2 separate regions of the Homo sapiens genome follow, and region 2 is linked to region 1. The links are chromatin loops, found by intact Hi-C in ENCODE. Cell type or tissue: prostate gland. All regions are shown on one strand. Links, peaks and the distances in the headings refer to the core of each region. The heading gives the core; the rest is flanking DNA.

Region 1 (15,218 bases), core at 4,248-12,247:
CACTGGTTTAGACGATGACCTACAACATCCCAGTGAGGTAGATCCTTTTTTTGGTCCCTATTTTACAGATGGAGAAACTGAGGCACAGAGAGGCAAAGTCCCCTTTTCACCGAACATCCCACAACTGCCAAGTGTCAGAGCTGAAATGAGGCTCAATCCCAGGTTGTCTGTCTCCACCTGCCTTTTGGTGACTACCCTGTTCAGCCTCTCAGCAGGACTCCAGCGACCACAGACTGGAGCTCTTCCCATCCACGGGGACGCAGAGAGGCAGGGAAGAGGGAACAGCAGAGGGACTGCCCCATGGCTAAAGGTGGGGACACACACAAATGGGACTCAGCCTCCGAGAGCTCCTCCTCTCCGATGTGGCTCAGACTATCTCCGAAGTGCTTTCTGCCAGAATTCCAGGCAAAGGGAATTTCCACACTGAGGTTATCTTCCCATGCTGCATCCTCCCAGAATTCATCCGGCCGTGGGCTTTTGAAGGAAGGTCATTCCCAGGACCCGGGCACTTTGCCTTTCTTGAAGCATAGGTGGGGGACACAGGTAGGAGCCATAGTCGTTATCCAGATCAGTCTTTCCAGAAGTGTAGGGTTTCAGAGATAATTTTTTTTTTTTTTTTTTGAGATGGAGTCTCGCTCTGTCACCCAGGCTGGAGTTCAGTGCTGCGATCTCGGCTCACTGCAAACCTCCGCCTGCCAGGTTCAAGCGATTCTCCTGCCTCAGCCTCCCGAGTAGCTGGGATTACAGGCATGCGCCACCACCATGCCCAGCTAATTTTTTGTATTTTTAGTAGAGATGGGATTTCACCTTGTTGGTTAGGATGGTCTTGATCTCCTGACCTCGTGATCCACCTGCCTCGGCCTCCCAAAGTGCTAGGATTACAGGCGTGAGCCACCTGGCCTGGCCTCAGAAATGATTTTTATCCTCCGAGGCAGGCAGGTCTGAGGGCTGGGCATGGGCTCTGGAGCCAACAGCTTGCATTTAAGTTCAGCTACCTCTGCCTTCCAGCTCAGTTTTCTCAACTGCAAAATAGGAATAATAATAATATCCCTACATGACAAAGTTGCTGGGAAAGATTCAATGAGAAAATATGTTAACTGCCTCTAAATGGTTACTGTTTTTATCATAATATTATTGATCATGATGTTATATATTCATTCATTCAATCAGTAAACATTAAAGGAGGACTCCTGTGTGGCTGGGATGGCTCTAGGCACTGGGGATACCAGTGAACAAAACAGAAAAAATTAAAGCAGCAAAAAACCTGCATCTTCCTGGAGCTTCTGTCCTAGAATTAAGGCCAGTCCGAGGCAGGGAACTGGAATGTTTGGAGACTCTCACAGTCATTCAGGAGACAGACTGTGATGACCACAATCGTGGCAGGCGAAGGGCTTGGGTGGTTGGTTCCAGGCTATTTTTAAAGGTGGAACCAATGGGATTTGCTGATGTGGCATGCGAAAGAAGTAAAGAGAGTCAAGGATAACTCAAGGTTTTTGGTCCAAGCAATGAGGAGGACAGATTTGCCCTTATTTAGGAAAGGGACACTGGGAGGGGCAGAGTTGGGGATGGGGGTTGATAAAGAAATCAGACACATTAACCTCGAGACTCAGGTTAGACATTCAGGTGGAAACAGACCAGGTTCACAGAAAAGCTACGGAATTACAAACTGAGGAGCTGTAAGCATTTAGATGGCACTTAATGCCATGGAATCGAATCAGATCACCTGAGGAAGAGGTTCTTAATCTGTTGTCCCAAGATATAATTTCCTGAAATTGAATGGCAAAAGTATGTATTTGTTTATTTTCATTAACCTATAACTAGCATCCCCTTCAATTATGAATGATGGTCCCTGGGACTTTGTCACCAATGGGAATTACGGATATTTTCATATCACATTGTAGTCAACATGGACTTCTTAAAATATCATTTGAGCCAGCGCTACTTCGAAATCATGGAAGTTATCAGACCTATCCATTGTCCATTAAATAACTGCTTCATCGTGCCATTTTATGTGTAAAGAAGCATACATATCACAGTTTATAAAATATTTTGATAAATATGTTTTCATATAACTGGCTTCCTTTGTAATTCTCTGTATTTTCTATGAACTGGAGGGGTACACCAGGTGGTGTGTGACTTCTGGAAACTCCCCTCCAGGAAGGGAAGTGAGCTTCCCTTATAGTTTCTGTGTCCTGCTGGTTGGATGCAGACAGGATGGGATGCTGCTTTAGATAAGGACGATCGCCCAGGATGATGGAACGCCATCTGACCATCACCCATCAGGAGCCTGGGAGCCAACACCATGCCTGCCACATCATCTCTAGGCTGTTTATGCCCAAACTGTCAAATGGGAGAGAAATAAGCACCTATCATCTCTAATCCGCTGTTAATTAGGGACTGAAGTACCCTCAACTCCACCTATATTCTAATAAATCCTGGGGGTATCTGTGGCACAAATCCAGTGGGCTGGCGCCACTTAGGAGGGCTCAGCAAACTATTTCTGCAAAGGGCCAGACTATGTGTTTTCAGCTATGCAGCCATAAGGTCTCTATTGCAATGATTCAATTCTGCCACCGTAGAGCCAAAGCAGCTACAGACAGTACATACACTAATGGGTGTGGCTGTGTTCCAGAAAACTTTGTAAAACCTGGCAGCAGACTCCTGTAGGCCACAGTTTACTAATCTCCACCATGCAGGAATGTTACCAGTAATGGCAATACCATCATTATCATTATTATCTTTTTCAAATTTTTGTTTTATTTTTTGAGACAGAGTCTTGCTCTGTTGCCCAGGATGGAGTGCCACTGCACTCACTGCAAGCTCCACCTCCCAGGTTCACGCCATTCTCCCACCTCAGCCTCCCGAGTAGCTCGGACTGCAGGCACCTGCCACCACGACCGGCTAATTTTGTTCTTGTATTTTTTATTAGAGACGGGGTTTCACGGTGTTAGCCAGGATGGTCTCGATCTCCTGACCTCATGATTCACCTGCTTTGGCCTCTGAAAGTGCTGGAATTACAGGCTTGAGCCACTGCACCTGGCCTTTATTTTATTTTATTTTTTTTGAGACAGGGTCTCACTTTGCCACCCAGGCTGGAGTGCAGTGACATGATCTTGGCTCACTGCAACCACTGCCTCCTGGTTCAAGTGATTCTCCCACCTTAGCCTCCTGAGTAGTTGGGAGTACAGGTGCACACCACCACGCCCGGCTAATTCTTTTGTATTTTTAGTAGAGACAGGGTTTCACCATGTTGGCCAGGCTGGTCTTGAACTCCTGGCCTCAAGTGATCCACCCACCTTGGCCTCCCAAAGTGCTGGGATTACAGGCCTATCATAATCTTTTTTTTTTTTTTTTTAAAGAGAAGTTTGTAATCTGGGTATTTTTGGTTAAATTTCCAGATTTTAAAAAGCATCTTGTAACTCTGACAGAAATTTGGGGTTGAAGTGTAGACTCAGGCTGCCAGCTGCCATTTTGCAAGATCCATATTTGGCCCCCAGGGTCACAAAATAGAAACTGAGCTGGTTCAGGCTGAGTTTTGATCCTACCCCTGACACCAGTAGAAGAGTCCTCCACTGGGCCACTTTCATGATCTGTCATTTGGCTTCCTGGGGCTCCCGGTCTGGGCAGCAGAGAACAATCCCATTAACCTAGCAGGGGAGCTGGAGGTTCCTGAGGAACAGTGATAAATGAAAAGGAAGCCCTTTTGCAAACTCTAGAACAGCATAAATATTAGATGTGAAATGCCACAGGACTGAAGTCTTTGTTTTTTTGGCAGACAAATTGGCTGAGGAGGCAGGGCTGGCAAGAAATGCATTAAATAAACCCAGAGCTCCACAGCTCTCAGGGCTGGGGTATTTCTGATATTCTGTAACTGGATCCTTTTAACTTTGTGCTGCTTTGCAAGGTTACAGCCTGAGTCGAGTTCTTCTGCTTTTGAAAAAAAAAATACCAAATGCAAATCACTGCACGAAGTGATAAATCAATGCTATAAAAGTTCTGGATGCCAGAGATGGGATCTTGCTGAACTGAAAGCTGTGTGAAAACAAATGAGGAAGGTGGGGTCATGATTCCGCACGAAAGAGGCATCTTATGTTGGAAGCAGAGCGAGCTGGGGGCTGGGAGAAATGCTCTCCTCCCACTTGCCCTTTAAGAAGAAGCTATTTTTTTTTTTTTTTATGAGACAGAATTTCACTCGTTACCCAGACTGCAGTGCAGTGGCATTATCTTGGCTCACTGCAACCTCTGCCTCCCGGGTTCAAGAGATTCTCCTACCTCAACCTCCCCAGTACCTGGGACTACAGGCATGCGCTACCACGCCTGGCTAATTTTGTATTTTTTTAGTAGAGACGGGGTTTCACCACGTTGGTCAGGCTGGTCTCGAACTCCTGACCTCAACTGATCCACCCGCCTCAGCCTCCCAAAGTGCTGGGATTACAGGCGTGAGCTACTGCGCCCGGCCTGCATGTGGGTTTCTATAGTGGATATCTGTTTTATTTTTCTGCCCAGAATCCATTCTCCTGTCTTTTCATAATTGTGCCTTCAGTCACCAAAGAGGGAGGGAACCAATCTTTCCCCTTTCTCAGCCTTACATGTTCTGATGAGGCTCTTTCTAGCTCTGAATCCTGGACCAGGCCCATGAGGTTGGCCTGGACAATCAGGGTATCTCCTTTTGCCTGGCTGCTGTGATTGGGTGAAAGAGACATAAGACCCTAGATGAGCCAATGAGAGCTTTCCCTGGAACTTTTGCTGGAGCCCTTGGAAAGAGGCCTCTCTTTCAGCTGGGGTCACCACACTGGGGAGATGGACCTGTGGGGGCCATCTTGCCATCACAAAGAGGGAACCTTCCTAATAAAGCCAACCCAATGACAGAAAACGCAAGAAGCAGAAAGACAGGGTTCTGACAGCGTTTGAGCACTGGGACCTGGCAAAGTTTGCCTGAACTAATTTCGATTATGTTTCTTCATGCTGGATAAATGAGATAGTAATCTAAATTCCATTTTGTTTTTATTTTTTTGCTGACTTCAAGCCTAAGGCCCAAGAGTTCTCCATCTGTTCATTTTTTTTATTCGTTTGAGTTGAGGTTTCACTTGCCCAGGTTGTAATGCAGTGGCACGATCATGGCTCCCTGCGGCCTTAAAGGCCTGGGCTTAAGTGATCCTCCCATCTTAGCCTCTCAAAGAGCTGGGACCACAGGTGTGTGCCACTATGCCTGGCCAGTTTTTAAAATTATTTGTAGAGACAGGGTCTCTCTATGTTGCCCAGGCTGGTTTTGAACTCCTGGGCTCAAGTGATCCTCCCACCACAGCCTCCCGAAGTGCTGGGATTACACGTGTGAGCCACCGTGCCTGGCCTTGTTCAAATCTTTACTGAGTACCCAATACCTGCCTGGTGCTATTTTTGGATGGGCAGCAAACAAAACATGTAAAAAACAAGTTCACTCGCCAGGTGCAGTGGCTCACGCCTGTAATCCCAGCACTTTGGGAGGCCGAGGCAGGCAGATCACTTGAGGTCAGGAGTTCGAGACCAGCCTGGCCAATATGGTGAAACCCTGTCTCTACTAAAGTACAAAAATTGGCTGGGTGCGGTGGCTCATGCCTGTAATCCCAGCACTTTGGGAGGCTGAGGCAGGTGGATCACTTGAGGTCAGGAGTTCAAGACCAGCCTGGCCAACATGGTGAAACCCCATCTCTACCAAAAATGTAAAAAATTAGCCGGTTGTGGTGGCATGCAACTGTAATGCCAGCTACTTGGGAGGCTGAGGCAGGAGAATCGCTTGAACCTGGGAGGTGGAGGCTGCAGTGAACCAAGATCGTGGCACAGCACTCCAGGCTGGGCGACAGAGCAAGACTCCGTCTCAAAAAAAAACCAAAACAAAAAACGAAAATTAGCTGAGTGTAGTGGTGGGTGCCTGTAGTTCCAGCTACTTGGGAAGCAGAGGCAGGGGAATTGCTTGAACCTGGGAGTTGGAGGTTGCAGTGAGTCAAGATCATGCCACTGTACTCCAGCCTGGGTGGCAGAGTGACAGTCCATCTCAAAAAAAAGAAAAAAAAAAAAGTTCACAAACATGCAAGATAATTTCAAGGGGGCGAGAAGTCCTAAGAAGAACATAAAGCCGGGTGTCATGGTCGAGAATGAGAGGGTTGAGGAGTACTAACCGACACAGGAAGGGCAGGAAGGAAGAGAGAATGGATGGAGGAAGTTCTCCGCAGTGTGTGAACAACGCTCTAGACCAGGGATCCCCAACCCCTGGGCTGCAGACAGGTAGACAGGTAGCGGTCTGTGGCCTGTTAGGAACTGGGCTGCATAGCAGGAGGTGAGTGGCAGGCGAGTGAGCAAACTTCATCTGTATTTACAGCCGCTTCCCATCACTTGCATCACTGCCTGAGCTCTGCCTCCTATCAGATCAGCAGCAGATTATCATAGGAGCGTGAACCCCGTTGTGAACTGTGCATGCGGGGGATCTAGGTTGTGCACTCCTTATGACAATCTAATGCCTGATGATCTGTCACTGTCTCCCATTGCCCCCGGGTGAGACCATCTGGTTGCAGGAAAACAAGCTCGGGCTCCCACTGATTCTACATTATAGTGAGATGTATAATTATTTCATTACATATTATAATGTGATAATATTAGAAATAAAGTGCACACTAAATGAAATGCGCTTGAATCATCCCAAAACATCCCTCACCCCCAGTCCGTGGAAAAACTGTCTTCCACGAAACCGGTTGCTTGTACCAGAATGGTTGTGGGCCAGTGCTCCAGACAGAGGTAACTGCACATACAAAGGGCCTGGGGCAGGAATGGACCTTGGAAGTTCTGAGGAACAAAGAGGCTAGGCAGCCTGAGTGCTGTCACCAAGGAAGGGACAGATAGGAGATGTGGACAGAGAGGTGAGCACACCCAGGCCAAACAAGGTCTTGGCAGCCCTGGCGAGGAGATGCCAGTTTATCCAAAAAGCAGTGGGCAGCCGTAGGAGGTTTTCAGCCGGAAGTGATGTGGTCAGGTTTACAATTTTTAAAAGTGTCCTCCGGCTGTGGGTGGGGAGAAGGAATGGCCAGTTGCTGGGGACAAACAGGGACAAGCAGATCGCCAGGGCGAGAGGCGAGAGCTGCTTCTGTCTTGCCACTCCATGCATTCCTGTCTTCCGCCTGCCTGTTTTTAGTGAGGCTGTGGCTATTGAGGAAGACTGGGCTGCGGGGGACACCAAGGCCCTGCTGACTGGTTGTAGCAGGGCCAGGCGGAGCTCTGGGTGTTGGTGGCATGGAGGGCGGGCTGCCTGTGCCTAATTAAATGCTGGCTCCAGCCATCCGCTCCCTAGAAGGGTCTTGCAGCTCCTGCAAATGAGGATGAGGCCCATTCATTCCCTGGAAACTCAATTAGCTGGGTATGGAGGGCTCCATCTCTAGTGACAGGTTTTATTGCCTGCTGAGTCACCACGAGGACAAGCTGTGTCTTAAATATCTGTCTTGTGCCTTTTAAAGTGTGGTTTTGTTCAGAGGGATGGACTAGAGGAGGGGGAGAAAATCCACAACAGACCCTCAGAACAAGGCCTGTCACTCAATGGATATTTAATTATCGCCTTGGAGGAATCTGACACTACTTGCACCTTTCAAAGAGCTGTTCTCAGCGCCATCAGACTGACCTCCCATTTCTATGACAAATATTTTGTAGAGCGCCCTTGTTTTCTTGAAAGGAAATTTATAGGTAACAAAAGCTACCTATGCATGTCATTTCCACAAAATCAATATAATGCTCTAACTGCAATCTACAGGGAAAATAAAAGGAAAGCAATTTATAATGAAGATAAATTTCAATATGAAATTCCCCCAGCACATCCATCAAGAAGGCACAACACAGTAGTCAGGCAGACGCCTGCACCTAGACACAGATTCACTGGGAATGTGACAATTACAAGGGCAGCTGGGTGGGCGGGCGACATTTGCCATTCAAATCCTTTGGCGTAGCACTGTCATCGGGGATGGGACTTTCAGAAATAAGGAATGACTCTTGGGAAAGTTTTGCACTCAAGTATAATATTGCCTCCATTTTCTTATTCCGTACATTCCTGGGAATATGCAAAAACCCTCCAGTATTTACATATAAAATAGACGTAGGTTCAAGACTCAGATGACAATAAACATAAAATAATCTACCCATATGAGTGATGTGGTAGGAAACTCAGAAGCTATGTGGAATACAATGCAATGTGGGGGCCACGTGGACTCTGCTGTGCAGAGCAGGACATCAAAGTCCTTCTTAGTCTCCGCCCCCAGGAAGCCAGCAAAGTCAAATCCTTCACCATCACCGGCAATGCAGTCACAGAGTTTAACCCCTAGGGGGCGGTGTGCTCCCTTGAGAACCACCAGCTTAGAAAGAAGTTTGCAAGCCGGTGGCCTGCAGACCAATCCATCCCTCAGGTGTGTTTGCTGTGGGCCTGCCCGGTGTTTTCAGTTGCTCATTCTTAAAAAGTAGAGTGAACAGTCCACAGTTGAAATCTGGGCACCCCCTCCCCACCCAGCCTGCCTCTCTGCTTTGGGCTACCTGCCAGCCCTCTATGCATTTGGAGCCCCCAGGCTAGAACGGGTTCACACAGGGATGACAGAGGAAGCCCCGCTCCCGGCCTCGGTGTAGGAACTCGGTTTCCCTTCATTTGCTCAAATCCCCTGCGACACGGATGGATTCCCAAAGGACTCGCTGTGTGGGCTGGCACAACCTGCTGGCCCCGGGATGGATGGTGTCTGCTGCTCGGAGAACAGGAACCTGTCCTGAGACCCTGACCCGAGACCCAGGAAGGTTTGGGAAGACAGATCAAGGTACTGGGAGCATAAGGGGAAGTGAGTGCAGGGATGAGGAGGAGGAGATTGGATTACAGATGAGGAATCACGGAAAGCACTCACCTAAAGTTCGACAGCCACCACCCCCTGCGTTTTTATTGCCCCTTCTCAGTGCTGTGTGTCACTCCCCACTCCCAAAAGATTTTGTTTGATTAGGCTTTATTCTTCTTTCTTTTTTAGAGACAAGGTCTCACTCTGTTGCCCAGGCCGAAGTACAGTGGTGTGATCATGGCTTACTGCAGCCTCAAACTCCTAGGCTCAAGTGATCCTCCTGCCTCAGCCTCCCAAGTAGCTGGGACTACAAGCATGGACTACCATGTCCAGCTAATTTTTTTTTTTTCAAATTTTTTGTAAAGATACAGGTCTTACTATGTTGCCCAGGCTGGTCTCAAACTCCTGGCCTCAAGAGATCCTCCTGCCTCGACCTTTCCAAGTGCCGGGATTACAGGCCCAGCCATAGGCTCTATTCTCCTGCTGTCCAAGAGTCCTTTCTGTGCCAATGGAAACATTCTCTATGTGCATTATCCAGTACAGAACCCATGTGCGCCTACTGAATACCTGAACCATGGCTAGTGCACCTGAGAAACTGAAATGCTAATTGTAATTAACGTAAAGTTAAATAGCTCCCTGTGGCTAGTGGCAACGGTACTGGGCCATTTGGCTCCAGCCTAACTCATTCCAGAATGTTCAGGGAGTCACAGCTAGCACCTAGGAGAGGACTACAAAAGGTCTCATGCACTCTGAAACCCCCGGAAGCCTCTTGAGGCCCAGGAGACAGGGTGTGCCTGTCTGTCACCACAGTCACCCTTCCCTCACTTTTGACCCTGCAGCTGTTTCAACGCCCACTGCAGGTGGAGATTCCTTGAGAGAAACCATGGTTGGGAAGGGAAGGCTACGCATGGAGCTGATCTTCAGGGCGGCCACACTGCTCCCCACCCAGGACCACAGCTGGGGCAGTGAAGAGGGGAAGAGCGGCAGGTTTGCTCAGTTTGACATCGGCTCTGCAGCCTTTATGGGGGGGGGCGGGGTTTAATGTGTGAAAGAAACCAGCCGTCACGAGATGAATGTGTTCCCCAAAATATATGCTCAAGTCCTTGCCCAGGTACCTGTGAGGGTGACCGTGTTTGTAACATGGTGTTGTAAGATGAAGTTACGCTGGATCAGAGCGGGCTCTAGTCCAATCACTGGTGTCCTGACAGAAGAGGGAAATTTGGACACTGATTCAGAGAGGAGCAGGCCACGGGAAGAGAGGGACCCACAGGGAGGAGGCCGCATGAAGATGAAGGCAGAGGCTGGAGTGATGTGGCCACAAGCCAAGGGGTGCCAAGATTCCCAGCAACCCCCAGGAACTCAAGGGCAAAGGACCCTCCCCTGAAGCCTGCAGGGAAAGCGTGGCCCTGATGATGCTTGATTTTGGGGTTCTGGCTCCCGGAACTGTGAAAATCGCCTTTTGTTCTAAGCCACCCAGTCTGTGGTCCACTAGGGAAGTGGATACACCTGCTAAGGGGGTGGGACAGAGAGGGTGTCGCCTGGAAACAATCGGAAACCCTGCCCCATCGGCCTCACATCAGCTTCCTCTTTCCCCGTGGCCACTTCCTCTTACGGCGCAGGGAACCTCTCCTCCTGGGTTTGTGGGCACAGGTCACGTATCACTCAGGGTGGCGTCTTATCACAGGCACTGGGTGACTAGTGCTTAGATGTCACAACACTGCTGCACAGATGGAGAGACTGACGCCCAGAGGGGATGAGGTCTCAGCTCAAGGTCACAAGGGCGCTTAAGGCGGAGTCTAATTCTTTAGACTCTTGCTCAAAACAAGTGCTTCACTTATTTTGAAATCTGAGGTCTTAGAGAAAGGAAGTGACTATCAAATTAGAGGAAGAAATTTCGCTTGAAGATGTGCACGGAGGCGGCAAATCCGTGCCTCTCGAGGACACGCTGGGTCAGCCTGGGTCCCAGGAGGGGCTGTGCAATTCCCGTGGATACTCGGATCCCCACAGTGGGGAAGGCTGGGTGTTCGCTGCAGAGAGACAGGAAGGCTACCTGCTGTGAGCAGTGGATACACTCCACGGGGTGAATGGAGAGGCTCTGCTGTCCCCCCACAGGCCGGAGAGGGGGAGGGAAGATGGGCAGATGAGAGGCAGCTGGACCGAGGGAAGAAGGGAGCTGTGTGTGTGCGTGCGTGCGTGCACACTTGTGTGCACTCAAGGAGAGAGGAAGAGAGCAGGGAGCAAACCCAGGAGAAGAGCCAAGCAAAGAGAAGGCTGCCATTGTGAAGGCAGGGACAGCTGCACCAGGGGCCCAGGGACGGCATCCCGGGAATAATTTCAGTCTTCTCTTCCCTGTGTGTGCAGAGAGGCTGAGAAGAAAGAGGAGGAAAGGCTGAGATGGTGGGAGTGGGGGTGGAGAGGAGAGAAACGGGAGAGGAGAAAGGAGTGTGGAAGAGATGGGGGTGGGCTGCTGGCGGGGACAGAATGTGGAGACTTAGTCACCAGTCATCCTGGGAAGGTCTCCTGAGCACCTACGATGGGGTGGGCACTCTCTAGGCCTGGCAACCCGCGAGGGCACAGAACAGAGGCCGCTGCTTCCAGGGAGCTGGCATTTTATTTATTTATTTTTGAGATAGAGTCTCATTCTGTCACCCAAGCGACAGAGTGTAGTGGTGTGATCTCGGCTCACTGCAACCTCCACCTCCCTGGTTCCAGTGGTTCTCCTGCCTCAGCCTCCCGAGTAGCTGAGATTACAGGCTTGCGCCACCACATCCAGCTAATTTTTGTATTTTTAGTAGAGATGGGGTTTCACCATGTTGGCTAGGCTAGTCTCAAACTCCTGACCTCAAGTGATCCACCCGCCTCAGCCTCCCAAAGTGTTAGAATTACTGGCGTGAGCCACCACGCCCAGCCTGAGAGCTGGCATTTTAGAAACGAGACAATCAATGAGACAAATGGGCAGAATACACAGTCAGTGGTGTTCAGTGGTGATGGGGGCACTGGTGGGAAAAAACTGGGATGAACAGGAGGCATGGGGTAGTCAAGGAAGGCTTCTTTGAGGAGGCAGCATTGGAACACAGACACGAGGAAAGTGCAGACGTGTAGAAGTTTTGAGAAAAGGAAAGAAGTGCAAAGCACTGTGAGTGGGTGCATGTCAGGTGTGGCTGACTGCTTGAGAAGCTGTGGCTGGAGGACAGTGACTGAGGGGAGACCAGGAGGCTGAGAGGGTTCAGAGAGAAGGGAAGGATCACTGGGACCCTGAGGTGGCTGTCGGGGCCTCTACCCTGAGTAGGTGGGAGCCAAGGAGGGCTCTGCCCAGAGGAGAAAGAGCATCTGAACTAGGTTCTGACCAGACCCCTCTGGCTGCTGCATTGAAAACAGACCAAGGGGTCATAAACGCAGAAGCTGGGGGATCCCAGGAGAAACCTGGAACAGGGCAGGCGGGGAAGACAGTGGCGCGGATGGGCTGGTGGCAGCAGAGGGGACTCTGGGCATATTTTGAAGGCAGAGCTGACAGGGTTTGCTGATGAACTGAATGTGGAGTGTGAAAGGAATAGGAAAAAAAAAATCAAGAATGGTGCTAAGGTTTTGGCCTGAGCAACTGGAAAACTGGAGGTGCCGAGGAGAAGCCTGTGAGAGGCGCCGGGGAGGCGGGGGACCAGGAAGTGATGCTGGACTCATGCTTGATGTGCTGGGGAGAGCTCTGGGGCGATGGCCAGGAGGCAGAGGGGCCAGGGTGGATGGGGTTCAGGGCAAGGGGCTAAGGGTAGATCCAGAGAGTGGCAGGGAAAGAGGGGCATTGGGCCACTTTATAGCATTGCAGAGGAGGACGGCCCACGCAGCAGCCCTCCTGCCCCTGCGGTCCTGAATGAAACCGCTTTAGGGAAAAAACAAGTCTCATTTGTTGGGGATGCCAAAATGCCTAGCGGGCGCCTTTCCATCCTCCTGTGTGAGAGGGCGATGGGGTGCCCCAAGTGTAGTGTAGTGTAGATGGGGTGGGGTCATCAGGACACAGAGGCCCCCCAGACCCTGGTGAGGGTAGCTGCCCAAGGCTGATGGCCAGGTTCTGGTCCTCAGCTGACCTCTCTACCCAGCTTTGTGCGAGAAGAGTGAAAATAACTGGGGCGCTCAGGGCCAAACCCCAAAACAGGCTCCAACTGAGAGCCCTGGCAAGGCCTGGTCTTGTAAGGAGCATGTACCCCCTGCTCCCCTGACGCATTTTAGAACATGATGCAGAAGGGCAGAGGGCCCGCCACCATCTCTGCGAAAGTCTGGACCGGATGGCAGAAGCTGGGGCTGGGAAACAACTTCAGAACTGCCAGATTCAGGTGTGGAAGGAGAAAGGCATTATCCCAATGGGGAGAAAATGGCACTCCAATCTAGTTCACCAGAAAGAGCTGGAAAAGGTTGCCTTTTTGTTGTTGTTACTTTTTTTTTGAGATGGAGTCTCATTCTGTCACCAGGCTGGAGTGCAGTGGTGCAATCTCGGCTCACTGCAACCTCCGCCTCCTGGGTTCAAGTGATTCTCATACCTCAGCCTCCCTAGTAGCTGGGATTACAGGCGCCCACCACCACACTCAGCTAATTTTTGTATTTTTAGTAGAGACGGGTTTCACTATGTTGGCCAGGCTAGTCTCAAACTCCTGACCTTGTGATCCACCCTCCTCGGCTTCCCAGAGTGCTGGGATTACAGGCGTGAGCCACTGTGCCCGGCCAGCTGATGTTACTTTTTTTTTGTTTTTTGTTTGCCAAAGGCAGTGTAGTAAAATTGTGATCGGCACTCCAGTATGCTTTTCCTTATTCTTTCCAGCAGCCCTTGATTTCTACCTGGCAGTCCAAGTGCTGGGGAAAAAGGGACTCAGCCAGCTGCTGCAGAGCAGGTGATCCACGCTGGGCAAGTTGGCACAAACCATGTGCTTTATATGATGATTGGCTCAGGGGCTGGCATGTGACTCAGGGTGGTCCAATCAGAAGGGATCTCATGCCTTGAGCATTCTGGAAAAGGATGCTCTCTTGCTCCTGCCAGATGTGGACAAGGAGGCACACAGCTGCTGGAGTGCCAGCCACCATGTCCAGACCTCCAGCCTCGTGATATGATCATGATACTCGTAAACCACAAGATCCGACTCTGCCTGCTACTCACCTGTATCTTCTCTTTTTTTTTTTTTTTTTTTTTTTGAGACAGAGTCTTACTCTGTCACCCAGGCTAGAGTGCAGTGGTGCGATCTCGGCTCACTGCAACCTCCGCCTCCCAGGTTCAAGCAATTCTCCTGTCTCAGCCTCCCCTGTAGCTGGGATTACAGGTGTACATCACCATGCCTGGCTAATTTTTGTATTTTTAGTAGAGACGGGGTTTCACCATGTTGGTCAGGCTGGTCTTGAACTCCTGACCTCAGGTGATCCGCCCATCCCTGCCTCCCAAAGTGCTGGGATCACAGGCTTCAGTCACCGTGCCTGGCCTGTTTAGGGAGCAAAAAATTCAATGTTTTTGAAGCCAGCTGCAGTCGGGGTTCCTGTCCGTTGGATCTAAAGGGAATCTATTGCCATGAGCATCACACATCTTCAAGAGCAAACAGGGCAGCCAGGAAGTGTGTTCCCTTGCTCAAGCAGAACTCACACATCAACATCACCTCCTCAGAACCGAGGGGGACACAGCCAGAGTAAAATTGCTGAGTAGAAGGAGATGTCCATTTTCAGCTTTGCCAGAAATTGGCAAACTGTTCTTCAAAGTGGAGGGAACAATTTACCATCATGCTGCTGGCGCATATGATTTCCTGTTTTCCTACATTCTCACCAACATTTGGTGCGATGGGACCTCTTCATATTTGCTGTGGTCATGGCTGGGATGTGATAATGCACTGTTGGCTGCGTTTGCATTTTGCTGATTACCAGAGGCTGAGCACATGCTGCCACATTTTGATCCATGAGTGCAACTTACCATGACATTCATCAGAACACTGGCCTGAGGTGGGCTGTGTGATGTTGTGCTATTGTGCAAATCGTCATCGTCATTGCTAACTTTTTTTTATTACTGTTTTTTAAAAATTGAGAAGGGATCTCACTATTTTGCCCAAGCTGGTCTCGAACCCCTGGCCTCAGGTGATCCTTCCACTTTGGCCCCCCAAAATGTTGGAATTACAGGTGTGAGCCACTGCACCCAGCCATCATTGCTAAATTTCCCAAGTGCCTACCACGACCATGTACCAGACACTGTTCTAATGTATTTAATCTTCACAAAACTCTATGAGTTAAGTGACATTATTAACTGTGGTTGAGGAGGCCAAGACACAGAAGCTAAATAACTTGTCCAAGTTCATGCAGGCAGAAAGCAGCAGAGACTGGATTCAAACCCAGGCAAAGCTAATGCCCTCAACCACTCTGCAGAGAGCTGGGAGG
Region 2 (15,218 bases), core at 4,194-12,193, 200 kb after region 1:
GCCTGGGGTACCTCATGTTCCTGGAGGATACTAAGACATTCTGCCAAGAATCCAATGAGCCATGGTTCAAGCCTTGCCTGCATGGCTTATGTTGATATGTGCAAGACCATAAGGGTGCCATGGCAGATTTGTTCCCCTGCATTATTTTGAAAAGAAGGGTAATATGTGTTGGGAGGTTAAAATAAAATTTTGCCACTATAATAACCAGTCCAAAACAACTCCAGGGCTTCAGTCATCTGGGAAAATGGTCGGTAGCTGGCCAGTGGGATCCCTTACCCAAGTAGACATTTCTAGACATTCCCACATGTCTGAAGGGTTGGCATTTTGGAGGGCACATATCCAAGATTTGTGGCTGGTATTTTGTGTAGATGTGGCAGACACTTAAGGGCACTGAGAGTGACAAAGCTGACTTTTACATCAATCTCAGAGCAGGGGAGGGTAGGGCTGAGCAGGATCACAGCTGAATCTGAAATACTTTCCTGGGAAACCCCCACCCTCTCCTCAGGTGTGTGTCTTGTGTTCACAAGGATGATACTGGGATCCTGGTATTTGGGGGTTTCATCTGAGAGACCCTCACACAAAGAACTTTCTGGCACTCTGCTGTTCTGATGTGGAATAATCCTGAAAGTGCGATGCCAGCCACGCCACATGTCACAATGAGAACACAGAGAGAGAGGGGAAAAGAGAGGGTAAGACAGGTGGTGGGAAGTGGATGGCATGTATCAGTGGCTCACTTGGGATTTAATTCCTGACGTCAGTAAGCTTCAGGAGAGCTGAGACCTGCGGCCAGCTACAAACTCTTAAATCTTCCCTCTTTCCAAGACAGAGCTGTATTAGTCCATTTTCACACTGCTATAAAGAACTGCCTGAGACTAGGTAATTTATAAGGAAAAGAGGTTTAATTGACTCACAGTTGTGCATGGCTGGGGAGGCCTCAGGAAATTTACAGTCATGGTGGAAGGGAAGGGGAAGCAAGGCACGTCTTACATGGAGGCAGGTGTGTGTGTGTGTGTGAGAGAGAGAGAGATAGAGAACTTTAAAAACCATCAGATCTCATGAGAACTCATTCACTATCAGGAGAACAGCATGGGGGAATCTGCCCCCATGATCAAATCACCTCCCACCAGGTCCCTCCGTTGACACATGAGGATTACAATTCAAGATGAGATTTGAGTGGGGACACAGAGCAAAACCATATCAAGATCCAAACTCACCATCTCAATAAGGGAAAGGCTGGGGGCCCCTAAACTTCTGTCCTCAGAAGGGGACCCCTAAACTCACTTCACCCTTGGGCTTGAAGTAAATTCTGGAATGGGACTAAGATGAATCAATTAACGTTCTTCCCCTGGGCTTTCTTGAGGGGGGATGCCAAAACTCTGAAAAATCAAGATAAATATTATTGTAATGGAATAGTTTACATGTCAAAACCAAAGCAAGAAAATCCACAAATAACAAAATGTTAAATCTTTAAGGACAGGATCTGTCGTTGAGATTGATGCCTCTAATTTCCTGATTGCTAAACCAATCCTATTCTTAAAAGTACTATGATGAGAACCATGGCTTATTAAAAAAACAAAAAACACCCATCGTGGTGGCTCATGCCTGTAATCCCAGCACTTTGGGAGGCTGAGGCGGGTGGATCATGAGGTCAGGAGTTCGAGACCAGCCTGGCCAAGATGGTGAAACCCCATCTGTACTAAAAATACAAAAAAATTAGCCGGGCGTGGTAGTGGGCACCTGTAATTCCAGCTACTCGGGAGGCTGAGGCAGAGAATTGCTTGAACCTGGGAGGCAGAATTTGCTGTGAGCCGAGATCGTGTCACTGCACTCCAGCCTGGGTGACAGAGCGAGACTCCGTCTAAAAACCACAACAACAACAACAACAACAAAAACACAAAAAACAACCCTAACGAACTAATTTATATCAGAAACAAACCTGTGATATATTTTCTAAAGCAACTGAACAAGATTTTCACAATATTCAATCATCTGAATAGATACTATGTCTGAGTCATTGAGGGGAATGCCCAACTGAGTTAACAGGAATGATCAAACCCGAATTCCCAAGGCAAACCCTTTTGGGGTTCATAAATCCAGCCCCCAGAAATCTTGCAAATTGCCCTCTTTGGGTCGACGCCTGCCCATCTGTCAACTCGGGATCCTCACTCTTTCCTCTGTCCCAAAGGACCCTCCTCTGTGTCTTGCAACACGTTCCAGAAGAGAAGGGTATTTCTCAGGTCTGCAGAAACCCAAAGAAGAAAATTCGTGTTATGATCTGAAGGGAGATGAAAAGCATATTTTAGCAGGGCATTGCAAATGCATTCCGTGCTCATGACAGAAGCATCCAAAATACCTACATTATTTAGAAAGCTGCAGGAGAGGGAAAAATGAATGCAGAATATGTGAACGATTCATTTTGTTTTTTAAAAAATGCAGCCGAGCCAGAAAAAGCTTCACAAATGATCCAAAGACAATATAAAATCTCTTCTGTTTGCAAAGTCAACACGGTAAAGAGATGATTAAACGAAAGCAAACCTGAGACTTAACCTTAAAGGAATTGAGCATTTTAATTTTTTAAAAGGTGGAAAAAATGCCATAAAAGCATGTCTGAAGGTTAAGGAAACTGTTATTAAAATGAGAATTATGAGCTCGGAGCTGTTCGCAGCTCTGTCCCTGGAGTGTGAAATTAGTGACTGAAGGCAGATTTCACAGGCACTTCGTTGGAGCGTGTTGGTGTGGCAGTGGATTTGTGATGGGGCCTCGCCGCCAAGTCCTGCCCACTTGCAAGCTGCTGTCGTTATTCATGCACAGCACAGATAATCATGAATGTCTGGAGCATTTTGCATTTATGTTGAATGCAGCCTCTCTCCTTCCCAGCCGGAGTGAGTTTCGGGCTGTGTGCACGGGTGAAGTGCAGGGGAGGAAGCAGCTGCAAGACCAGCATTCCCACCAAGGCCATATTTTCTCTTTGAAGAAAAAAATCCTTCCATATGGATTACATTCAGCAGAAATGTTGGAAAATATATAGAAAATAGGAATATGGTTTAAATTTTAAACCTTAAAATAGCTCCAAGGGCAACAAGGAATTCTCTGGGTCTGGGTTTCAGGTCTGAAACAATTGATGCTAATGATGTCCACATTCCCCATCACACCGTGATTTTGGAAAGTTGGTTTGGGGAAGTTTAACAGAAGAGAGAAAACTCAGGAAACAGTGAATTGGGAGAAGTTGTTGCATTTCCTCATTCTCTCTCCGTCTGTCTCGTTCTCATCCACTTAGTCACACACGGCAACCAAGCAAAAGTGTAAATATTACTTTTCATGCATTTATCTAGGCATAGTTAGGCAAGCAGAATTGAGCAAGGCCCCAGGTAAAGGGACCCTTTGAAGTAATAGCACTTTTTTGGCTGTTTTGTTGGTCAATTTTTGGGTGCATTATGCTTTTAAGATAGAACTTAATACCAACCATTAAAAAACCACCTCCTTTTCAAAATGAATATTCTCCCTTGTATGGCTTCTTTGGTGATGGTAAGATATTTGGCACCTCCCAAGTGTGGTTTGAACTTTGAACACTCTTGTTGAAAATGTGAGAGGAAATAAAAATCAGCTCACAGCTCTCCAAAGCATACTGCAAATTAACTGTGTATCGGGATGTTTTTCGGAACAAATAACAGAAACTCATATGGCAATTGGCTTAAACAATTACAAAATATGTTGGTTCATATAATCTAGAGGTGATCCAGCAATCCCAAGATGTCTTCACGGATCAGACCCTTTCCATCTCTGCCCTGCTGTTCTGTGTTGACTTTATCCCAAGGCTGGACTTCCTCCTGGGTGAAGAAGAAATCAGGTAACCTTTGCAAGCATTCTCAGAAGAGCAAGCAGGGAGTTTCCTAGAAACCACAAGCGAACCCATTTTTGAATCTTCTTGACCTCAGTTGCATGATATGTGTGCTCTTGACCAAAACCCTATCAATGGAATGACTGGGATCACCCTTAGAACAGTGTTGTAGCTAGGATGGGAGCAGGATGAACTTTCTTGAATCCCTGGGATGCAGGGAAAACAGGATTCCTGAAAAGTGAAGAACTGGGTGTGTGTGTGTGTGTGTGTGTGTGTGTGTGTGTGTGTGTGTGTGTATGGCATTGAAATTTTGGGTAGGCAGTCAACAGTATTCACTACACCTATCAGATTCCAAAGGTATCTTGGTCACCTTGATTAGAACTCTAAATGTGTTTAATGTGTGTATGTACGCATGTTCACATTGTGCTGAATTGGTTAGAATTTCAAATGGATTTGGCATTGTTCTGTATGGACATGGCTTCCTCTTAAAGTTCCTCAATTGATCCACAGGGATTAAAACCATTCAAACCATGGGTAACTTTGGGCTGGAGGGAATCAAATCTCTGTTCTTCTTGGGAGCTTCTTGGAGCTTCTCTGTAGACTGGCTTCCCTTGCTTTCTGGAAGCCTCTGCCCTCACTTCACTCTGTCTTGCCTATGATTTGGGCTGAGAATGGCACAGGGAAGCCTCCTCTTCACATGAATTTAAGCTCCAGAATCTACCACTTACTGGCCATGGAAGTATTGCCCGATGGCTGGACTACTCACCTACATGGAGTTGGGGGTAAGGGGTCAGCTGAATGCACACATCTTGATTCCACCCCCTCAGCTGGGCATGTGACGTAAGCATTATACACACCTCCAAATTGCTCCACCTTAGCTGAGAGCATGTCTTTCTTAACTTTGGAAACCCTAGAGCTGATAGTTGCATACTGGTCATTTAGTAATAACTCACTTAGTGAATAAATGAATGAATTTATTGACCCATGTGGTCTAGGACTAGAATGTAAACTTAATGAGAGCAGCAGTCATGTTTGTTTTTCCTCATTACAACCCCAGTGCCTAGCACAGTGTGTGGCACCCAGTAGACAGCTAATGAAAGTTATGGAATAAACAACCTGCAGGGCAGTCAGAGGATGGAGGTTGAGCACCTGGAATCAAGTCAGAGAGCAGGGTTGAATCCAGACCTCACCACTTTCTGGCTTTGTGACCCTGGGCAAGTTTCCTAAGGTCTCTATGCCTACTTTTTTCCCACCTGTAAACTGGGGATAATAAGAACACCAGATTAGAGAATAATTCCGGAAGATTTCACCAGAGAACACTTGTAAGGTACATAACCTATCGCATGGCACGTGGTAAGTGCCATAGAATTATTCACTATTATCACTTTCTTCTCCATAACCCAGCTTCCATGGCTGTAAACTTTTCTCTGTCTTGTTCACTGCTGTGTCTTCAGTATGCAGCACAGCACCTGGCATATAGTACATGCTCAGAAAATATTTGTTCAATGAGTGAATGGAATTCTGGAGACATACAAAATGAGGATGTTAAGGATTAGACCAAATAAAATCCACCATTCTAGAATTCTGTGGATTGAAATTCTAAGAGCTACTCAATGAATGTGTTGAGTTGAAAGTATTTCTTTGGTTAAATGGTAACTCTCCCCCTCCCCCATTTGTCTGAATGCCCAGATGTTGACGCACTGGGAGAATTTTGGGAGGGCACAAAACCTGTACAGGAGCCACTTCTTTCACTTTCGGGCAACTCTCCTGAGAGACCAAAATCTACCCTACAAAATCCTATATCAACCCTTTGCTTTGTCATTCCAGTTGCGATAGGCGGGAGAGAAATGTTCCGTTTTAATTCTGTGGAAGGTAAAGCAAAGCAATACCCTGGGATACTTGTAACAGTCCAAAACATTCCTGAAATAAAACATTGGTTCTCAAGAGTGCAGGAAATCTTCCATTTTCTTAACATGTGGGAAATCATTTAAAGGCAGCCATCTTGCCGCTTAATTTTGAACTTCCATTAGCCTTTAATAAGAAGATAATCAGTCACTGCAGATCTTGTCTTCCCTACCTCCATAGGAAATAGTCCTCCTGCCATTCAGAGAGAAAAACTATTTATTACATCTCAACTATGTACTTGTCAGACACCTTTCTATGCACTGGGGATGGGAATGTGAAAGTAAAGCTAATTCTTTTTTCGAAGACCCTCAGAATCACACAAAAGCCAAGGTCATGTGTAATGTGTGGCAGATGCTGTTGGTACCCTGCCCGCCTCTCCTAGGTACTCACTGTTCCTATAAATAAATGCCAGTGACATCTACTGTGAGCACCTGCGGCTCTCCGCCTAAGAACTTTCTTTGGTTGTTGGAGTGTGCTCAGCCTGTGTGTGGGGCAGGCTGGAGGTGCCAGAGAGTTAATGCCCCAGGGACAGCCCCTAATCAGTGATGGAAGTGAGCTGGTGGCTCAAAATCCCAGTTTCTTTGCCCTTTGAGTGGGATAATTCACCATGTTCTTCACAGCCTTCAACCTGAACTGCCTATTCTAGAACGTCGTGCCTATTAAGTCACCTTGGATGGTTTCCTTTCTTTTTCACATCTCAATTTCCTATTCCCCTACTGTTCCTTTTATGGCTCCCAAATAAATGACTTTCACTCAAATTTGTCTTCATGCCTGCCTCTGAGAGAACCCTACATAAGACAATCAGTATGGCTCTTCCTACTCAAGGGACGAAAATCTCAGCTCAAGGTTGCTTGAATAAAAGGATTGCTTGAATCATGCTGTGATTCACAGGAAAGCCCGGGGGACATATTGGCTTCAGGTATGGCTAGATTGAAGCACTTAATCGTGTGAACACTGAGTTTCTCTCTAATTCTGAGGTTTTCTTTCTGTTGTATTTGTTTCTTTCTCAAGTTCTATTCTGTGGTCCTAGGAAGTTTCAGTCTCTTCCTTTGGTTCAAAGGAATTGCCTGAGAATTAGCTTCACATTTTGTCAAAGTCTTTTCCAATAGCTCACATAGCAATTCTGAGTTTTGCTCTAATTTTGATTTCCTATCTATTCATTCCTTATGAATGGATTTTCCTTTATGTCCTTTAGCATACCTATAACAGCTACTATAAAATCTTTGCTAATTTGAACATATGAGTTATCTTCAGATAAGTCTCTATTCTTATTTTTTTATGTTGAGTCTTTGTCATATTTTCCTGCAATTTTGCATTATATCCAGAATATTGTGACCAATACAGTAATTCTTGATTCCGTTGTTTTCCTGTGAAGACTGTTGATTTTTTGAGCAAGTGACTAAAGTGGCTGAACTCAAATTGAAAAGATCTTGCGTTCAGTTACTAAAGGTAAAAGAAAAAAAAATGAAAAGGTTTGTGTTTCCTGGAGTGGGAAATAGCTCAAATTTCAGTTCAATTCTGTGGCAACCCTAGCTGGGCTACTTGTAGTCTGCCTACACATATGTGGTTTAGGGACCAGCTAGACATTTGAAAAGTTTATACATAAAATTTGGGGCTCCCTGTCTCTGATGTCTCTCTGCATTTGTAATTTCCCTGCTCCATTCCAGTGGCTATGGTTTCCCAGAGCCTGGTCCTCTGGTTCTTCAAGTGGGTGAGATGACTGATTTTTAGTTGGAGTTTTAGTTGTCCCTCTTTTGCAGACTGAAACCTCCTCTCAGGTGAAAATCTGTCCAAGCATCAACTCCCCTCCCATATCTGTCTGCCTTTCTTCATTGTCCTGTGCTTTCAGGTCGTTGTTTTTAAAATTTTGTCCAGAGTTTATAGCTGTTGTATGTGAGAGGACTCGCCTCCCAGAGGCTTACTTGGCCATAAAAGAAGCATAAGGCCTAGTCTCAAGATTCATTCTGATTGGACCAGCTTAGGTCACATGACTATACCTGGACCAATCACTGTAATCAGAGTAATGATATATACCAATTGGTGAGGGCTTCATTCTTGAGGCCAAGGGACGGGCCACACCAGGTCATGTGAACTGGAAATTGGGAAGGTAAACATCCACAAAAGCTAATAACGTTGAAAGAAAAGAGAATGGATACTGGTCAAGAGACTACAAAGTGCTCTGGATGTGTTTGCAGATGTTCAGCATATATTAGCATTTGTCCAGTGATGGACGTCTGACCACTGCTCTCGTAGGGTCTGAGAGAAGACATCTCAGAAGAGGGATCACTCAAGTAGGGCCTGGAAGCTCAGATCAGGAGCTGTCAGTCAAGGATCGAGGACAAAGCATGCAGTCTAGGAAAAAGCATGATATTTTCTACCTCAACCTGTCAGATTCCTTTTAAACATGGCTTTACAGCTCACACTCATGAATCTTCTTTCCACGTTTTTGCTTCACCTAAGACCATGATATTTGAAAAAAATAGAAAAGAAAGGAATAAATAAACCTCTGAGGCAGGATGAGTCAGAATGACTTCATTGTCTCTCCTCTCAGTTCCATATATTGAAAAGAGGATGAACAACACCCTTTGCATTTCCAGATGTGGAATATTTTGCTGTATCAATTTGTGTTCTCTCCTCTGTGATGACAACTCTTATGATTTATGATAAACAAATTACAACTTAATGTACCAGGTAGGATTATCTGATCCCGATTACTGCTGTGAGTAATAGTGCTCCCAGTCACAGACATCTGAACAGACGTGCATGTACTTTTCTCCCACGTGGTAGTCTGGGCGATAGCTCAAGGCTGGCATGTGGGCACTAGTTGACCAAGCACCCAGGGACCTGATTTCTTCATTCGGGTTTCCCTGCCAGGTGTGGCTTCTATTCTCAGGAACAGTACATGGTCCAAGATGGCAGCTCCAGCTCTAGCCTCAGCCCCAGACGTGTTGCCCCCCAAGCAACCAGAATGAAAGAAGGTATGAAGTCAAAAAGGCTCAAAGCATCAGGTTTCTTTTCAAGGAACATTCCAAGAAGCTGTCACACCTCACTTCCACTTACACCCTATTAACTCTGTTAAATTAAATAAGTAGGAGGTCATTAGCCTGAGGCTTTCTCTGTACTTTGAGTTCTTCCATAAAGCTCTGCAACCTAACTTAGTATATAAACAAACTGAAACCTAATTTAGGAGTGTAGATTTTTTGTAACAGATACCCAGATCTCAGCCAATCACCAGCTGCCAAGTTTCAGCCAATCAGAAACTGCTGAGCTTCAGCCAATCAGAAGTAGCCAACAGGTCAGACCATGTCCAAATAAGGCAAATGCCTAGGTGTAATCAATCAAGTTAATTTTCTACTTTATTTATATCTTCTGTCTATAAACACTTGCTCTCCACCTTGCTGAGTTGAGCCCTCAGAATGTCTTCAGGTTCTGAGTGCTGCCTGATTCTTGAATTGTTCTTTGTCCAAATAACCTCTGTTAAATTAACTTTGTCTACAGGTTTTTTTTTTTAATGCCTTCAAAGCCAGGGAGAGCTGCAGCATGTTTTTTGGATGACTTCAATATTAAAAAAGATTCCTGAATACTGCGTAGTACTGTTGGCGCTATTGCTTCCACCACTATGACTACTACTGGGATAATGATTGTTGTGCTAGATACACCTCTAAGCACTTAACACGTTGAATCCTCTTAACAGCTCCAGCATGTAGATACTATTATTGTTATTCCAAGTTACAGAGGAGGAAATGGGAGCAGGGAGAGGATAGGTAACTTGCCCACAGCCATGCAGCTGGTAAGTGTCAAAGAAAGGATTCAAACCCAAATAGTCTTGTTTTAGAGAGTACACTCTAAAACACTACTTGCTATAATTACTGCAAACACTATCTGATTGGAAATTCCTTTGATTTATTTAGGAGTTTTGATCCAGTAGTTTTTTTCCCCCACAGGTCTTTTAATTTAATTAATATAAAGTATATTATGAGTATTTTCAAATACACACGAAGTATAGGAGAAAGTGTAAGAAACTTCCATTTATTTACCCATTACCCAGCTTTAACATGCGTGGTAAATCTCATTTCATCTCTATGTCACCTTATACTAGTTTATTTTCTTTTGGATTATTTTGAGGCCTAGACCTTGTATCATTTTTATCATAATACTTTAGTATGTGTCTCTAAAAGCGAAAGACTCCATATTAAAACACAAATATAATACCAGTATCTTGCCTACAAATAATAAGCAATAATTCTTTTAATATTATCAAATATCTAGTCAACGTTCAAATTTTCCTGATTATCTCATAAACTTTTCTTGAGCTACTTTTTAAAATAAAGATTCAATGAAGGCCCATACTTTGTTTCTTCCATCTGTTGTTAGTCTGTAACTTTCCTAACATCCTGTGTGTGTGTGTGTGTGTGTGTGTGTGTGTGTGTGTGTGTGTACATTTATTTCATGTTCTGATGAAAACTTCGTGTCTTATAATGGATCCTTCTTCAAAAGTTTGGGGGAAAAAAACCTGCTCTAGAGAATTTGAACACTGCTTTTTTTTTTTTTTCCATAGCCAATTGGATTACTTCCCCCTTGCAAACTTCTCTGACTCAGATGTCATGAAAATCCTGGCCCAGGAGTCCTGTCTGACTCACAGGGACCAGGAAATTCTACCCCTCTCTAGGGGACAAGGAGGGATTTGTGTGATTTTAGGGAGCAGATGATGCTGTGGAAAATACTACAGGCCTCAACTCTTCCCCTAGTTATAAAGTCTGCTGACTCCAAAGTGTGCCCCATCTGCTCTTCCTTTGATTCTAGGGGCAGACATAATTACATAAAGTAGGACATTGATCTTTTTGCATTTTTAAAGCCAGAGTCATGTCTGGGAAAGCCAAGTCTGCCGTATCTGTAATAACCACCTTAAAAATGCAGGAAGGAGAAGGGACGTGCATGGAGTTGAAAAGTGTCGAATGCAAAGCAAGTCAGTAATTATGGCACAGAGTGAGGGCAGTAAATGTGCCTGATTATGCAAATCCAGGTGGAATGTGGATGCCAGTGGTGTTCTCATCTCCAGTTAAGAGGGTGGCTGTCAGCACGAGAGTCCTGGACTGAGGGAGTAGGAGAGAGGGGCCAGGCCAGAAGGGGCAGGAGCCCCGGAAGCTGGATGTGGTCCTGGGTGGGCACAGCCTCAAGCAGTGAGGGCCCTGCATCCAGGGACAGCTAGGTATGGAGGGTGTGCAGGGGCCCCCAGATGGAAATAAAGCCCCACCAGCATCTGGCAGGCCACCCAGGTGAGTAGACTGGGGCCCCAGGTAGGAGGCACCTGAGGCTGGGAAGATGCTTCCCAAATTGTGATCTGCCTGTCCGTGGTGGCTCATGAAATGAGTTAGACAGCAAGAAAAATCTTGCTATCTGATGGTTATGGGTGTATTTGAATGTTATTTCACTGAAACACAGGGGACTGGTGATGGGTGTGAGCTCTGCAGCTTGAATGCCTGGGCTTGAATCCTGACTCTGCCATGGACTTTTCAGCTGCGTGACTCAGCCCTGCTGTGCCTCAGTTTCCTCACCTATTATTATATGCATATGCATATAATAATAGACCTACCTCCAAGAGCTGTGGGGAGAAATCAATAATGAGCTAGGAAAGTGTCTGAAATGTAGCAAGAAGTCGATAGATACCAGTGGTTATTGTTGTTGTTCAGAGAGGTAGTTGAGAATTTAGACTCTGGAGTTGGACAATAGCGAGTCAGGTCTCACCTCCCTGGTTTTCTAGCTGTGAGGCCTTGGATAACCTCTTTGTGCCTCATTGTCATCATCTGTAAAATGGTGACAATAATAATATCTTCCTCATAGGGCTGTGGTAAAGATTAGACAAGCGACCGTATGGAAAGCCCTTAGAGCTATGGATGGCCCATGGTAAGTGCTCAGTCAATATGCACAGCCATCATTAGTATTACTAGTTCTTAGTAGCAGGCTACATTATACAAATGATCCAACTTTTATAGTCCATTTGAAAAAAAAACATGTTAAGTAATCGTAGAGGTATTATCCAGGAGTGGCAGAGAAACTGTTCTTATGGTAGGCTAGCCCTGAAGTTTGGGACATAGAAAAGCAGGCACATTTGAAGACCTAGCTGGTAGTTCATATCAAGGATGTAGGTAAAACATTTGTCTATGAAAGCACCATGTCTCAGTTATCTAGAGCCACATAATAAACAACCACAAACTAGTGGTTCAAAACAACAAACATTTCATTATCTTTCATGGTTCTGTGGGGTAACTGGGCTCCGCTGGGCAGTTCTTCTGGCTGCTTATTTTCAGCTGGTGCTGCAACCAGAGAAAGGGAGGAGCTAAGAAGACACCCAGGGTTGTAGCCAGAGTAACTGGAATGGTGACATTTCCGTTTGCTGAAATGGGGTAGACTGTGAGAAGAATAATTTTGGGGCCTGAGGTTGAACAAGAGTTCAGCTTTGTTAAGATCATGTTTGAGGAGTCCAGTGGGCAGTTGGATATACAAGTAGAGATCTCAGGAAGAAGTTGGGGTAGGACTGAAATATTTTAGAACGCTCAGCATAGAATGAGTATGTAAAGGCTTCAGTCAGGATGCGATCGCCTGGGGAGTAGGAGGCCTAGGAAGACACAGATGTGGAAACTGAAGCAAAGGGGTTCAAGGAATTGCCTTGTCCACAGACTGTTGTGGAGGAAGCTGCACTTTGAGTTCAGGACGTCTGGGCTCTCTCCCAAATGATGACCGAAAGGCAGTTGGGCCAGGATGCCTGAGGATGTCGGAAACTCATGCGCTTCTGAAGGCTCTTCTCAACTAGCAGCAAACCCACAGATGAGCTGGTGTCTCTGTGTTCCAGGCCAGGGAGAATGTCTTCAAATACCTCTTATTCCTTCCTGGGTGGATATCTAATCTGATATGAAAATAGAGTCCAGGCGTGGTGGCTCACACCTGTAATCCCAGCACTTTGGGAGGCCGAGGTGGGCAGATCACCTGAGGTCAGGAGTTCGAGACCAGCCTGGCCAACAAGGTGAAACCCCGTCTCTACTAAAAATACAAAAATTAGCCAGGCGTAGTGGCAGGCGCCTGTAATCCCAGCTATTCGGGAGGCTGAGGCAGGAGAATCGCTTGAACCCGGGAGGCGGAGGTGCAGTGAGCCAAGATCACACCACTGATTCCAGCCTGCGTGACAGAGCGAGACTCTGTCTCAAAAAAAAAAAAAAAAAAAAGAAAAATAGAATTCCACTTTTCCTTAAACTTTTATGATGTACACCTTATTTATAGAGACAAATATGCCTGGCAGAGGCTGGGAGGTGGGTAAGGGCAAGGAGGGCCTGGACAAAGAGGAGGCCCAAGAGCAGTGGGGAAGTGTGGGGGCCCTGGCTTCCACCTGCCTGGGTCCCAGTCCTGGCCCTGCCACCTCTGGGCTGTGGACTTTGGGTGGGCCATCTCACTTCTCTGCTCCTACATTTCCCCATCTCCATCCTGAGCATAATTAATAATACCTGAATCAGATGTTTGATGTGAAGACTGTATTACTTTATGAATGATGTTTCCCAAACAGTGGCACATAGAAGGCATCTTTATGTGTATTTTAGGAGCATTAGCTTACAAAGCGGGGAGCCAAGAGACATTGTCCACAGTTGGACAACGAAATAAAGATGTTCAAATCCTTAAAATGACCAGGATACCCCAAAATAGAATAATAGTAACTAATAGTAACTAGAATAACAGAATAGTAGTAACTAACATTTATTGTTTACTACATATCATACAGTCTTCAAATTGGTACTTTTGACATTATGGAGTAGGAACTATTATTGTCCCATTTAATGGATGTGGAAACAGAGACACAATGAAATGCAACAGCTCCTCCAAGTTTCTACAGTAGTAAGTGACAGAGCTGACCTTCAAATCTGTGCAGTTTACCTTCACAGAGCCATCTTTGCTACTTCCAAAGTAGGCGGTAAAAATTATGCTACTGGGAAGAGCCCTCTGCTAAATCCTTCGTATGTTACAGCAGCAAGCCAGCAACCGATTTCTACAGCTGGCCAAATGAGAGTGTGGAGCAACTGGAAGTCCCATACATTGATGGTGGGAATGTGAAATGGGATAAGCCACTTTGAAAAGTGTTTTGGCAATTAAAAAAAATTAAACATGCATCTCTCCTATCACCCAGCAATTCCACTCTGAGGTATATCTACAAGAGAAACAAAAACATGTCAACAAGAATGTTCATAAGCAGCTTTATCCATAACAGCCCCACACTGGAAATTACCCAAATGTCTACCGACAGGGGAATGAGTGACTAAGCTGTAGTCGATTCACGCCGTGAAATACTACTCGGCAATAAGAAGGAACACACTACTGATCCACGCAACACCATGGATAAGGGCTGTTACTCTTGAGATGTCTTGCTTTCAGAAATACGGACATGGTTCAGAAACTATCAAAAGTGGTTGGCCCTGGATGTGACGGAAGGTGAGGGGGCAGGGGCCAGGAACGGTTGTTTTACTCTTCCAGCCTTTCTGCACTTCTGGTAATTTGAAAAACTGCATGCTATTTAATTTCATCATGCTTCCAAGGTCTGTTTCTGCTTTTTAGCCAATTGACTGCCAGCTGAAGTCTAGTTAAATAACTGGCAGCCCCACTTCTTAGGTTCAGTTTGGACACTTAGCGTCCAACTTGGAGGAGATGAATATCAAATGCATGTAATTACATAACTTGGCCCAAAGTGAAGGAAATGAATTATCTAGGTGACCAGGACTGGGTGGCTGTGGTCCAAGAGTGGCGGGGCAGAAGAACTCATTCCCGAGGAGGGACGAGTTGGGGGCATCTCACATGAAAGTGACCTTGAGAATAAAGCCCCACATCTGCAGGTCACCTGTGTCCTCTGAGAATGTGGCCATTAGTTTTGACAGCGCCTCAGCCAGGAGCCTATAAATGAACGAAAAAGACTACTAGAGAAGGGTGCTGTTTTACATAAATTGAGGATTGTATGAGAAAATAGTTTCTCATGCTGATTGGCACCGCAGTCTCTGGTGTATTCAAAATGCAAATGAAAACAACCTTTGCTGAACAGGACTCTTTGCATCTGGAATGCTTCAGACAGTAAATCCAGAACTTCAAAGACAAGAGAAATTAGGGGTTGGCTGCCCATATTACATAAGATTTATCATTTTTACAAAGTAGCAGATCTTGGCATGTGATTTGTTTCACAAAAACTCTATTTAGACACCTCCTTCCGTCCTCTTATAAGGCCCGCCTGCAGTAGTCAACCTGGCCATTTCCTGTGTCCTGTCCCCCCATTGCCATCCCATACACTCCATGGGGACAGGGCTCTTCTCTGGGTCTGTCATCATTTTATTCCCACTGCTCAGCACAGGGCTTGCCCCGCTTTAGAAGCCCAGGATATATTTCTTGTGTGAACAGTGTTAAAGAAAAAATTATTCCCATGCTTGTTAAAATAATAAGGAAGACTTTA

Evidence for each region. Hi-C counts contacts between places; a loop is a spot of excess contacts. Peaks named below come from ENCODE experiments on the same cell type or tissue, not always from the same donor. Only the 100,000 strongest peaks of a DNase experiment are listed, where the experiment ranks them.
Region 2: it touches region 1 in a loop (2.4-fold over the local background); 2 of 110 quality-filtered maps call a loop at or near these places.

The regions. Positions count from the first base shown.
Region 1 is chr20:47,717,211-47,732,428 of GRCh38, forward strand. The region is part of intron 3 of SULF2 (sulfatase 2); the gene reads right to left. Among named protein-coding and RNA genes, the nearest start is that of SULF2, 61 kb to the right of the region's middle. In prostate gland, for the core only: a CTCF peak has its summit at 8,326 (motif pointing right); a DNase peak (open chromatin) is centred at 8,331.
Region 2 is chr20:47,919,175-47,934,392 of GRCh38, forward strand. No RefSeq gene overlaps it. Among named protein-coding and RNA genes, the nearest start is that of LINC01523, 56 kb to the right of the region's middle. In prostate gland, for the core only: no CTCF peak of the experiment used is centred there; a DNase peak (open chromatin) is centred at 8,597.